2 separate regions of the Homo sapiens genome follow, and region 2 is linked to region 1. A link is an interaction called in ENCODE POLR2A ChIA-PET data of the cell type or tissue named here. Cell type or tissue: OCI-LY7. All regions are shown on one strand. Links, peaks and the distances in the headings refer to the core of each region. The heading gives the core; the rest is flanking DNA. Region 1 has its middle 11 kb from the start of KCNK18. Region 2 has its middle 72 kb from the start of EMX2.

Region 1 (5,378 bases), core at 134-5,133:
TTCAAGTGATTCTTATGCCTCAGACTCCCAAGTAGTTGGGATTACTGGCACCTGCCACCATGCCCAGCTAACTTTTTTGAATTTTTAGTGGAGATGGGGTTTCACCATGTTGGCCAGGCTGGTGTTGAACTCCTGACTTCAGGTGATCTGCCCATCTGGGCCTCCCAAAGTGTTGGGATTAGAGGTGTGAGCCACCACACCCAGCCAGATGACATCTTTAATCAGTTAAAGTCCCTCCTTCCTTTTACTGGAAGATAAGGTGAAGTACTGATGACCTCAATTATAGATTGAACTGGGGAAGGTTGCAATTTTATTAAGTCCTATTATCTTTGCAATTTTTCTGGTCCCTCAAGCATTATCCCCTTGAATAGTACTTTGGGTGAGAGATTGGCAGCTGTCTCTCTTCTCAGTTATGAAATATTTTCTTTTTAGAGGATCTCTTAGCCCTTAGTCTCTTGCCATACGTAGACTCAACATATGGCAAACATCTTCAGGGGGAGACTTTCCATATATTTGGGATATAACTCTTCTCTCTAGCAAGACTTCATCTTCTAAGCACAATGGGATTTTACTCTACCTTTCTATCTAACCCAGCTTCCCAGTCTGTCACATCACCCTAAAATATATCAAGCTTTCCATGTGAGAAAGTCAGCCTCATGTTTGGTGTCCTTTAGTTTCTAATTTGTCGTGCTAGCCCCAAAATAACCAATGAAAGCTCTCTTGCTTTCTCTTTCCCCAAGCAAAGTCTCTGCATAGGCCATATCCCAATCCTACAGCCATTCCCAGATGACCAAATACCCAAAGGGAAGAAGAGGCCCGGTGCCAACCAGCTTACCTAGGGAGGGCTGTTTCCACTCTGGAAATTTTATCTTCTCCTTGTTTCCACAACTCTCTAATTGTTTTTAAATACGATTTTTGCTATTTGTCTTTTTTTTAAGTTGCTGCAGCAGGAGTGCTGGCTTCTTGCTACTTTCTCCTGGCTACCAGAGCACAAGTCCATGAGTCAGCTTCTGCATCAGAGTCACAGATGCCCATGTTTTTCCACACAGTCTCATTCTCTGCATCATGAAGAGCATCTGTGCCATAGTGTGTCTTAAAGAGTGCTCTACTGTGGTTTCTAGGTTTTTTGCCATGTTGCAGACACATGCCACAAATTTTGATAAGAATTTGACTGAATTCTTTCATTTTTTTCTTCAATTGAATCAAAATCAAATTTTACTGGAAGTTCCTCAGCGTCTGTTTCAAGACAGCAAGAAATTTATGACAAATTGAAGTTTAGCATCCTAACTGTTAACCCAACACAATACATAAATTGGTCACACCAGACTCTTTTAAGTTGAAATTTCTTTCCTTTGTTCTGAGAGTATTAGCAACTTCTCCTCATGTCACTTATATTTTCTGGCATGTATTATCAACAGTGGACATAACTCAAATGAAGTGACAAAGTGTGAACAACTGTGACTCAGTTTGTGCACATGGGAAGTGACGACAAAGTCCTTGCTGCTGCCTGGCAGTGCAGGTTATAAAAATGCATCTTGATTTCAGACATGTGATAAGTGCTAAAGCTAGAAAGGTGAATAAAGCAGATACAGTCTCTACTCTTAAGGAGTTCACAGTTTAATGGAGAAGTTGAACGTTAATTAAATATGTATAAAAAGCAATTACGTGATTTAAAGAGTGTAAGATATCCTAACACATAGAAAGCAAGTAATAAATTTTTGATGAGCTGGGTATAAGGAAGTATAGGATGCTATCATGGCAAAAAAAAATATGCTACATATTACCAAGGATAACTTTTCAGCTGCCATAACATTGATCGAAATAATAAAAATAAGAATGCTATTCTTTTTTCACGTAATAGTCTCATAAGTGGCCCAGGCCTGGCTGACTGGCTCTGCTTCATGCAAGCCACATTCATTCTATTGTTTTGCCACCCTCAACAAGCTGACTACCACCGTCAGGTCTAAGTCTAGCCAGTGGGAAAAGGGAAAGAGGAAGTAAAGGGCAAACACCTTTCCTTCTAAGGCAGGACCCAGAAACTGCACATATTACTTTTTCCTTTGCCTGATTCTGGTCACATGGCTACTTCCTGCTGCAAGCGCAGCTGGGAAATGTAGTTTTTACTTGCATAAAGCCATGTGCCCAGATAAAACTTGTATTACCAGGGAAGACCTGATATTTGAGAGGAAACTAGCAATCTCTACACAGGGAGATTTGATGTAGTTTTAAGGAGGGAGTTAAGAGAAGGCTCCTTTGAGGAAGAACAATTCAGCTGGAATCTGAAGAATGAGGAGGAGCTTCCTGCAACACTGGGTGGAGGGCAAAGGGAAGAGCATGCTAGGCAGAGGAAACAGCAGGTGCAACTGCACCGAGGCAAGAAGGAAAGGGGATGTAGATGCATTGCAGGAGTGAACAGAAAGCTCTGGAACACAGAAGAGACAGTGTTAGTTGAGATTGGGTAGATAGGCAAGGCCAGATGGTGTGGGACCTTGCCCATGTTTACTGTTTTGTTGTGCATTAGAACCGGGCTTTCAACTGAGGTCTGACTTCAAAGCCACCCTTTCTTTCTCAATCCAGATGGATGATTGCCTCATTAAGTCATCAGCAGTGACTAACGTTGCAGTCACTGATTTAATTTGGTCCATGTGGGCACCTGGCTGTGGTAGCCTTTGAAGCTTCCTAAGGTAGCCTTGATGAGCAGTCAAGGATGAGAACCACTGGTCCAGTGGGGTCCTTGGCTGAAACCATAACCCATCAATTTTATTGCTAGCACATTTTGAGAGTGTTCTAAGCTAAACACTTTACATGTATGATGTAATTTTCTACCTTGCTAAGGAGGTTATTATTTCCATTTTACTGATGAAGAGATTGAGGCTCAGAGAGGTTAAGTAACTTGCCCAAGGTCACATGGCCAGTAAACAGCAGAAGCGTACGCTGGGGAGATTACCCAGAAACTCTGTTCCTTTCTGTCCTTCCAACATCCTACTTACTCATGGCTGTACAGCTCCTCCTTGATCTGACTTAGCTTGAAAGATCATTTTGTACCAAGAAGTTGGTTGGTCCCAAACAAAGGTTTTCCAGGAAACCCCTAGTCTTCTAATACCCCTCAGTGAAAGCAACAGAAAGGCCCCAAACCAAATCAGTTGATCAATTGTTTCCTTTCCTAGACCCAGGCTCTGACTTATCCTCCCAAACAGTGGCTCCCAACGTTTTTGGCACCAGGGACCAGTTTCGTGGAAGAAAATTTTCCCATGGGCCACAGAGGGGATGGTTTTGGGATGATTCAAGCATGTTACATTCATTGTGCCCTTTATTTCTATTAATATTACATTGTAATATATGATGAAATAGTTATACAACTTATAATGTAGAATCAGTGGGAGCCCTGAGCTTGTTTTCCTGCAACTAGACAGTCCCATCTGGGGGTGATGGGAGATAGTGACAGATCACCAGGCATTAGATTCTCATAAGGAGCAGGCAACCTAGATCCCTTGCATGCACAGTTCACAATAGGGTTTGTGCTCCTATGAGAATGTAATGCCACCTCTGACCTGACAGGAGGCAGAGCTCAGGCAGTAATGTGAGCAATGGGGAGTGGCTGTAGATGGAGACAAAGCTTTGCTTGCTCACCCGCTGCTCACCCCCTGCGCCCTGTTCCTAACAGTACCAGTCCATTGCCTGGGGGTTGGGGACCCCTGCTCCAGAACCCTGCCTGTGTTTATTAGGGAGAAGTTAGAAAGTTCTTTGATCTGGCCAGGCGTGGTGGTTCACGTATGTAATCCCAGCACTTTGGGAGGCTGAGGTGGGCAGATCATGATATCAGGAGATCGAGACCATCCTGGCTAACACAGTGAAACCCCGTCTCTACTAAAAATACAAAAATTAGCCGGGCGTGGTGGCGGGTGCCTGTAGTCCCAGCTACTCAGGAGGCTGAGGCAGGAGAATGGTGTGAACCCGGGAGGCGGAGCTTGCAGTCAGCCGAGATCGCGCCACTGCACTCTAGCCTGAGTGACGGAGTGAGACTCCATCTCGAGAAAATAAGAATAAAAAGTTTTTTTGATCCTATGTAAGCCGTGGAACTGTGCCTCCTCTATGGCGGTGGTTCCCCTCAGGCCAGGCCCAAGGCCAGCATTGGGCCTGCTCCAAGGGCTCACCAGTCCCTCAGACTTCCCAGAGGAGAACGTCTAGCCTTGACCACCATCTGTCACCAGATTGAGCACAGTGCTGCTCAAGGCTTTCTGTCTCCACCATCTGAGAGGAAGATGAGGCTGCAATGTACAGGCTCCTCAGGGCCATTCATAAGATGGAAATCTGGGATGCCTGCCACATAGGCCCTGAAAAATGACACTTGATTTTTATCCAAAAACCAAACCAAAAACCAGAACGAACAACCCATGCAAAAACTCCAAAAGGCTGTTGTGGTGGAATGAGAAGAAAGAAGACCTGGCCTCCAAGACCAGGCTCTGCCACTACCTAGCTGTGCAGCCTTGGGCAAATTGCTTAGCCTCTCTGAGCTTGTATCTCTTTCTGTAAAATAGCTATGATGACACCCATCTCAAAAGCTTGTCTTAACTTGCTTAGCACAAGGACTAGCATATCCGAAGTCCAAATACATGATTGCTCATTCATTACTTTTGCCAGCATGGTGGCCTGCACTCATTATGTGTTTGTTGGTTGTGTTTCAAAAGTATCCTAAGAAAAAACTGAATAGGTATGGTTTTGTCATAATATGGATCAAAGACGTTTGCGGCTTGCCTGAAAACCCTGACATGATCTTAATAACTTAGGTCACAAGTAAACAATTTATTACCATGACAAGCACAAGCCACAGCTACCACTTATTGAACACATACTGGGTGCCAGGAGATATGCTAGTGCTCCACATGCATTATCTCATTTAATCTTCACAGTAAATGAAGAATTGAATGCATCAGACCTCAGTAGAGGAAATAATCTACTCTGGGTGTTTCAGCAGGAAGGGATTTAAAATGGGATACTATGTGCTTTCAAACACTGCAAAGCCCAAAGGAGCAGGTTCTCAGCTGGTCCTGCAGGCTCGACACCCAGAACAGTGCAGACCTGGTTCTCCAGGAGAGCTGCTACCTCAGAGGCTGGCGCTGGAACCACTGAGTTTACGAGGACACGCAGCGGTAGCGGCAGCGGCAGCGGCAGCGCAGTCAGGAGGCTGGAGAACATGTCTTGTGTCTTGAAGCACAGTCCTGAAGAAGCACCTTACCTCTGTGACCCCGCTTGCCAGCAGAGAAATGTCCCAAAGGGATGGGAAAAACATCTTTACTGCACTTCTGCTTTCCAAATCTTGCAGAAAGACATCTACTTTGAATCCAAAACCTAATTGCATTTGTTGTCTAGAATCTAAT
Region 2 (5,378 bases), core at 202-5,201, 280 kb before region 1:
AACCTCTCCCCTTCATTCATGGTAGGCCATACATTGGCTCAAGTCCTATGACCCAGGTTAGTCCAATTAGAGCAAAATTCAGGACTTTTGTCCAATAATTAGACGGAGAGAAATGCAATCTTTTTCTCTTCTGTTTCCCCCAAGATACAAGCAAGGAAACGTGTGGCATCTGGCTACCATGAGCTGAAGACAAAGCCTACATGGGGAAAAGTGCAAAACCAGGAGAATGGGAGAGAAATGGAGCCACGCACTGATGCTGTTGTGAAACATCTCAATCAAACTGCACCTGAAGACCGCCCTATCCCTGCATTTTTCATTTACATGAGCCAATAAACTCTCTCATTTAAGTCAACAGGAGGGGTATTTTCTGTTACTTGCAAGAGAAACATCCCAAATAGTACATGAAATTGTTCTCTGTTCCATTCGTCTTCAAGGGGGTCAGAATGAGCGGCATCTGGTCCTGTTATCATTAACTATGCAAATATTTCTTCCACTTCACATCACGCTGAACAGAGGCTCATTCTGTGGTTCTGCCCCTCAGCTCCCCAAACCTATCTCAAGGCCCCATTGAATCCCCCTGCATCACCTCTCCCTGCTCAAAAAAAAAAAAAAAAAATACACAGGGGCTCAGCCCACAGAGGAGGAGCCCTCAGATAGCTACAGCCTTGTGTTCCCATGCCCTGCCCTCCACCTACCCCTTGCTGAGGCATACTTGATCTCCTCTCCAAGAGCAGGGGGAACGGGCTTGTGGCAATCAGAGTTTTCCAGATCTTTTATTCCATACTTGGATCTTGGCTTTCAATACTCAAAGCCAAACATTTAGCTCTTGTTCTCTTCATTGTGCTCTAATGATCCTCTCTCGAGGTGATGATCCATCTGCCAAAATGCGGGGAGCATTACTGATAACAGGAAAAACCAGGAGCAAATGTGGAATGAATGTATCAGCTCCCCGTCTCTTCTCAGAGACCTCCTCACAATAGCTGACTGCTTTGGGGAATTGATAAGTTCTTGGAGCAGAGGGTGTGAGCTTGGGGAGACACCCTCAGGGAGCCGCCCGTGAGGAGCAAGAGATGGTTTATATCCAGCCAACCATTTCTCTGACATTGAGAAGAGGTGACAGCTGAGAGCAAAAGTGGGGTTGCTTGGGATAATAAAGAAGTTTCTAGAGACTGTAGATTCGAAGAGAGAGGAAAGGTGAAGCAGGAAACAGAAACATTGAGGAAAGAATAAAGGCATTTCGAGGGCTATCTCTGGTGTTTTGCTGTGTTGAGCCATCTTTCACCGAGGCCACTGCAGCAGCGTCCCCACTGATCTCCCACTATGTCCCCCACCAATGCGTCCTCCACACACTGACAGAATGACCTTCCTGAGATGCAAATCTGGCGGTCTTCTTTCTGCCTAAAACCTTCAGTGGCTCCCCATTGCCCTCAGAAAAAAGTCCAGTCTCTCCAAGTAGCCGTGAGTCCCTCCGTGATGTGACTCCTCACCTTCCACTTTACACTTGGCAAATTGAGCTCCTGCCATCTCCTCACCCACCTATGGCCTCCTCTCCCTCACTGCAGGGTTTTGGCAACCATGGACCATGCATGGAAGGCCCCTGCCTTCTCCTCCACACATTTTTTTTAATCCTCACAACCACCCCAATGAGGGGATCTGTATCCTAATTGTAGACATGAAGAAACTAAGGCTCAAAGCGTTTAAGTCCTATGCAAAGGTCACATAGCTTCAAAAGCAGAGGACCCAGGTTTTAAAACTGGCCCTGTCCAAGGTCTATGATCTTTCCAACATGCCAATGCCAACAAGACTGGCCATCACAACACAAGTGACATGGAGGAAGAGCATGGTGACACATCTTTACAAGACAAGAGCTCTCAGCTCTGGTATTGCATCATCCCCCAGGACCCTGAGGCTAGGTAGTTTTGCAGGTGGGGGGGAGTCAAGAAAGATCTAGGAAGACAAATACTGTCTATTTCTACTTACATGAGGTAAGCGAAATCCACAGACCGAAAATAGAATGCTGGTTGCCAGGGGCTGGAGGTGAGGAGAAGGAGGAGTTACCATTTAATGGTAAAGAGTTTCAGTTTTGCAAGAAGAAATTTCTGGAGATGGTGGTGGTCATGGTTGCACAACAGTGTGAAGATACACAATGCCACTGACCTCCACACTTAAAAATGGTTAGGAGAGTAAATTTTATAATAGGTGTATTTTGCCACAATCACAAATAATTTTTTTAAATTGCACAATGAAAATCACAGGGTTCATGGGAATAATAGAGTTGACCCATAACATTCAAAGACTGTCATTTACATATTTTGAAAAGATAGGAATCTAATAATAACCATAGCACAATTTTGCACATGTTCAGTGGTGAGAGAGTATATAAGTATCACAATGCATATGACACTTTATCTTGAAGAAAGAAAGAAAAAATCTGGAACAAGTTTCTCAAACTTATTGGTCTCAATACCTCTTTATACTCTTAAAACATAATTAAGAACTCCAAAGAGCTCATGTTTATGTGGTTTATAGCTATCGATATTTTCCATATGCTAAATAAAAACTGAGAAATATTTAACCAACAAGAATACACAGGTGTAACTTCCATCCGTCACCAGAGTGATGACATCATCCCATGTCACATAGGCCACAAAAACCTCCACTGCACACTTGTGACAAAATGAAAGGGAAAAGGGCAAATAACATCATCATATGCTTTATGTTTTTTTTTTTTTTTTTTTGAGACGGAGTTTCAGTCTCATCGTCACCCAGGCTGGAGTGCAATGGAGCAATCTCAGATCGCTGCAACCTCCACCTCCTGGGTTCAAGCTATTCTCCTGCCTCACCCTCCCGAGTAGCTGGGATTACAGGCATGTGCCACCACACCCGGCTAATTTTTTGTATTTTTAGTAGAGATGGGGTTTCATCATGTTGGCCAAGCTGGTCTCAAGCTCCTGATCTCAAGTGATCCTCCTGCCTCGGCCTCCCAAAGTGCTGGGATTACAGATGTGAGCCACCGCACTTGGCAACATCATTATATTCTTATGAAAATAGTTTTGACTTTACAGATCTGAAGGGCTCCAAAGAACTTCCGCACATTTCCAGAATACATTTGGAGGAGCTAAGGAGGAAAGGCTGATGCACTGCAGAGAGAACAGCCCAAGAGACCCCGCCATGCCCGCCTGACCTGTGTACAGTGTCCTCTGCAGCTTAGTGCTGGCCCCAAAGCTGCCCACACTCCACCACTCCCTGGGGCCATGGCTCCAGGACCTCCCCAGGGACCTGGACAGCAGGGAGGCCCTCTGGGTTATTCCCAAACTTGAAGCAGGCAGAAGCAGTTTTTTGAAAGCGGCTTTGCTGTGTCTGCCAAGCCAGGAAAGTCAAAGCCCTGCCCTGCAATGTTGCTGCAGATCCTCCGTGAGTGGCAGCCAGTTTTTAATAAGGCTTATTTAAAAACAAAAACAAATCAGCTTATTTACAGTGTGAAATGAGTTGTGTTCGGCCCTAATCCCCTGTGGTCAGTCAGCACTCAGCACTTATGCCAGCCATCCTGGTCCCTGCAGACCGCCTTAGTGAAGGTTATGTCCCCTTTCTAATGACGAGAGGCAGAAATCCAGTAATGCATTCAGTGCAGTGAAAATTTAATCCCAAATATCATTTTTACTCATATGAGGAAAGTTAACCCACTGAAGATTCAATTCGACAAACATTGTCTCCGAATTGAGGTCATCCATTTACTTAATTGTAACATTGCCATCTCTCACATGAGCTTCCAACCAAGACTCAGGTCAGGACTCTCTGATGGGTTATATTCATCGGATCTGCGGCTCCCTCCTGGTCAGTGAAGCCAGGAGGGAGCAGGGATTGGCAGTGTGCTCCCATCTATGCGGAGCGGAGCTCCCAGAACACTTGGGTATTTAAGGGTGAGGAGTGGCCACAGGCACGGGGGCATCAGATCCATGCCCCTTTGGGAGCCTTGGGACACCAGAGGAGCCTCTTACGCAGGGAGGCTCCAGGACCTCGTGGGAGAAAGGGTGGAAAGGCTGTGAGCCTGAGAGAAGGGCCCCCAGGTGACTACTCCAGGGCACCCAATTAGTCAGGGTTCTCCAGAGAAGCAGCACCAAAAGGATGTAAACATATAGAAAAGAGCCCTGGTGCTGTGGCTCATGCCTGTAATCCCAGCACTTTGGGAAGCCGAGGCAGGTGGATCACTTGCGGTCAGGAGTTCGAGACCAGCTTGGCCAACATGGCGAAACCCTGTCTCTCCTAAAAATACAAAAAGTAACCAAGTGTGGTGGCAGGCACCTATAATCCTAGCTACTCGGGAGGCTGGGTAGAAAAATTGCTTGAACCTGGGAGATGGAGGTTGCAGTGATCTGAGATCGCGCCACTGAACTCCAGCCTGGGTGACAGAGGGAGACTCTGTCTTAAAAAAAATAAAAATAAACATATAGAAGAGAGGTTTAGATACTGGCCCCACAATAATGGAGGCTAAGAAGTCCCAGGAAAGCCAAGGGTGTTGTTCCATTCCAAAGGCCAGCAGGCTGGAGGATGCCTAGGAAAAGCCAATGTTTTAGTTCTAGTCTGAAAGCGGGAAAATGCTGCTGCCCCCGTTCGAAGGCAGTGAGGCAGGAGGGATTCTCTCTTCCTTGGAGAAGCAGCAGACTTTTTGTTCTAGTCAGGCCTTCAACTGATTGGGTGAAGCCCACCCATATTAGGGAGGGCCATCTGCTGTCCTCAGTCCACCCATTCAAATGTTCATGTCCCCTAGAAACACCTCCACAGACACACCCAGAACAATGTCCACCAAATATCAGAGTAGCCCATGGCTCAGTCAAGTTGATATATAAAATTAATCATCCCAAGTACCCAAAGAAAAGGGAGACAAAGATTATCTCCAAATCAGGAGGGAAAGAGTGGCACTCACCCCAAAGCAAGGGAGAGCTGAGAACCGGGTGCCCCACCACAGGCTGGTGGTAGTATCCAGGACTTGGGGACTTTCCTTTGTGAGATCTTCCTGAGTCCTGCAGCAGCAGGGACCATGACATGTAGAGAAGTTAACTCTGTCGGGTCTGCAGGCCCTGGGAGGTGACCATTCGTAGAGCAGACATTTGAGCAACAGTTTCCATTGCCAACCCTGAGACCAAGCAGGGCCTGCCTCCAGCAGCAGGGACTTTCAAGACAAGGCCACATTTTAGACCAACAACACTCCTGATGACACTTCTATGGCATAAATGATTAATGCTGAGTCTCTAAACAACCAACAATAAGAGAAGAGGACATTGACCAAGGAGAAAAGGAAGGAATGAGAATTCAGAGAACCTGCCCCAGAGCCTGTACAAGGCAACACCTGTGAAATGGTTTGGCTCTGTGTACCCACC

What was found. Peaks named below come from ENCODE experiments on the same cell type or tissue, not always from the same donor. Only the 100,000 strongest peaks of a DNase experiment are listed, where the experiment ranks them.
Region 2: POLR2A ChIA-PET joins it to region 1 with 5 read pairs; 2 of 35 experiments call an interaction of 5 or more read pairs at or near these places.

The regions. Positions count from the first base shown.
Region 1 is chr10:117,184,232-117,189,609 of GRCh38, reverse strand. No RefSeq gene overlaps it. Among named protein-coding and RNA genes, the nearest start is that of KCNK18, 11 kb to the left of the region's middle. In OCI-LY7, for the core only: no CTCF peak of the experiment used is centred there; a DNase peak (open chromatin) is centred at 2,089; H3K4me3 peaks cover 272 bases.
Region 2 is chr10:117,468,189-117,473,566 of GRCh38, reverse strand. No RefSeq gene overlaps it. Among named protein-coding and RNA genes, the nearest start is that of EMX2, 72 kb to the left of the region's middle. In OCI-LY7, for the core only: no CTCF peak of the experiment used is centred there; no DNase peak of the experiment used is centred there.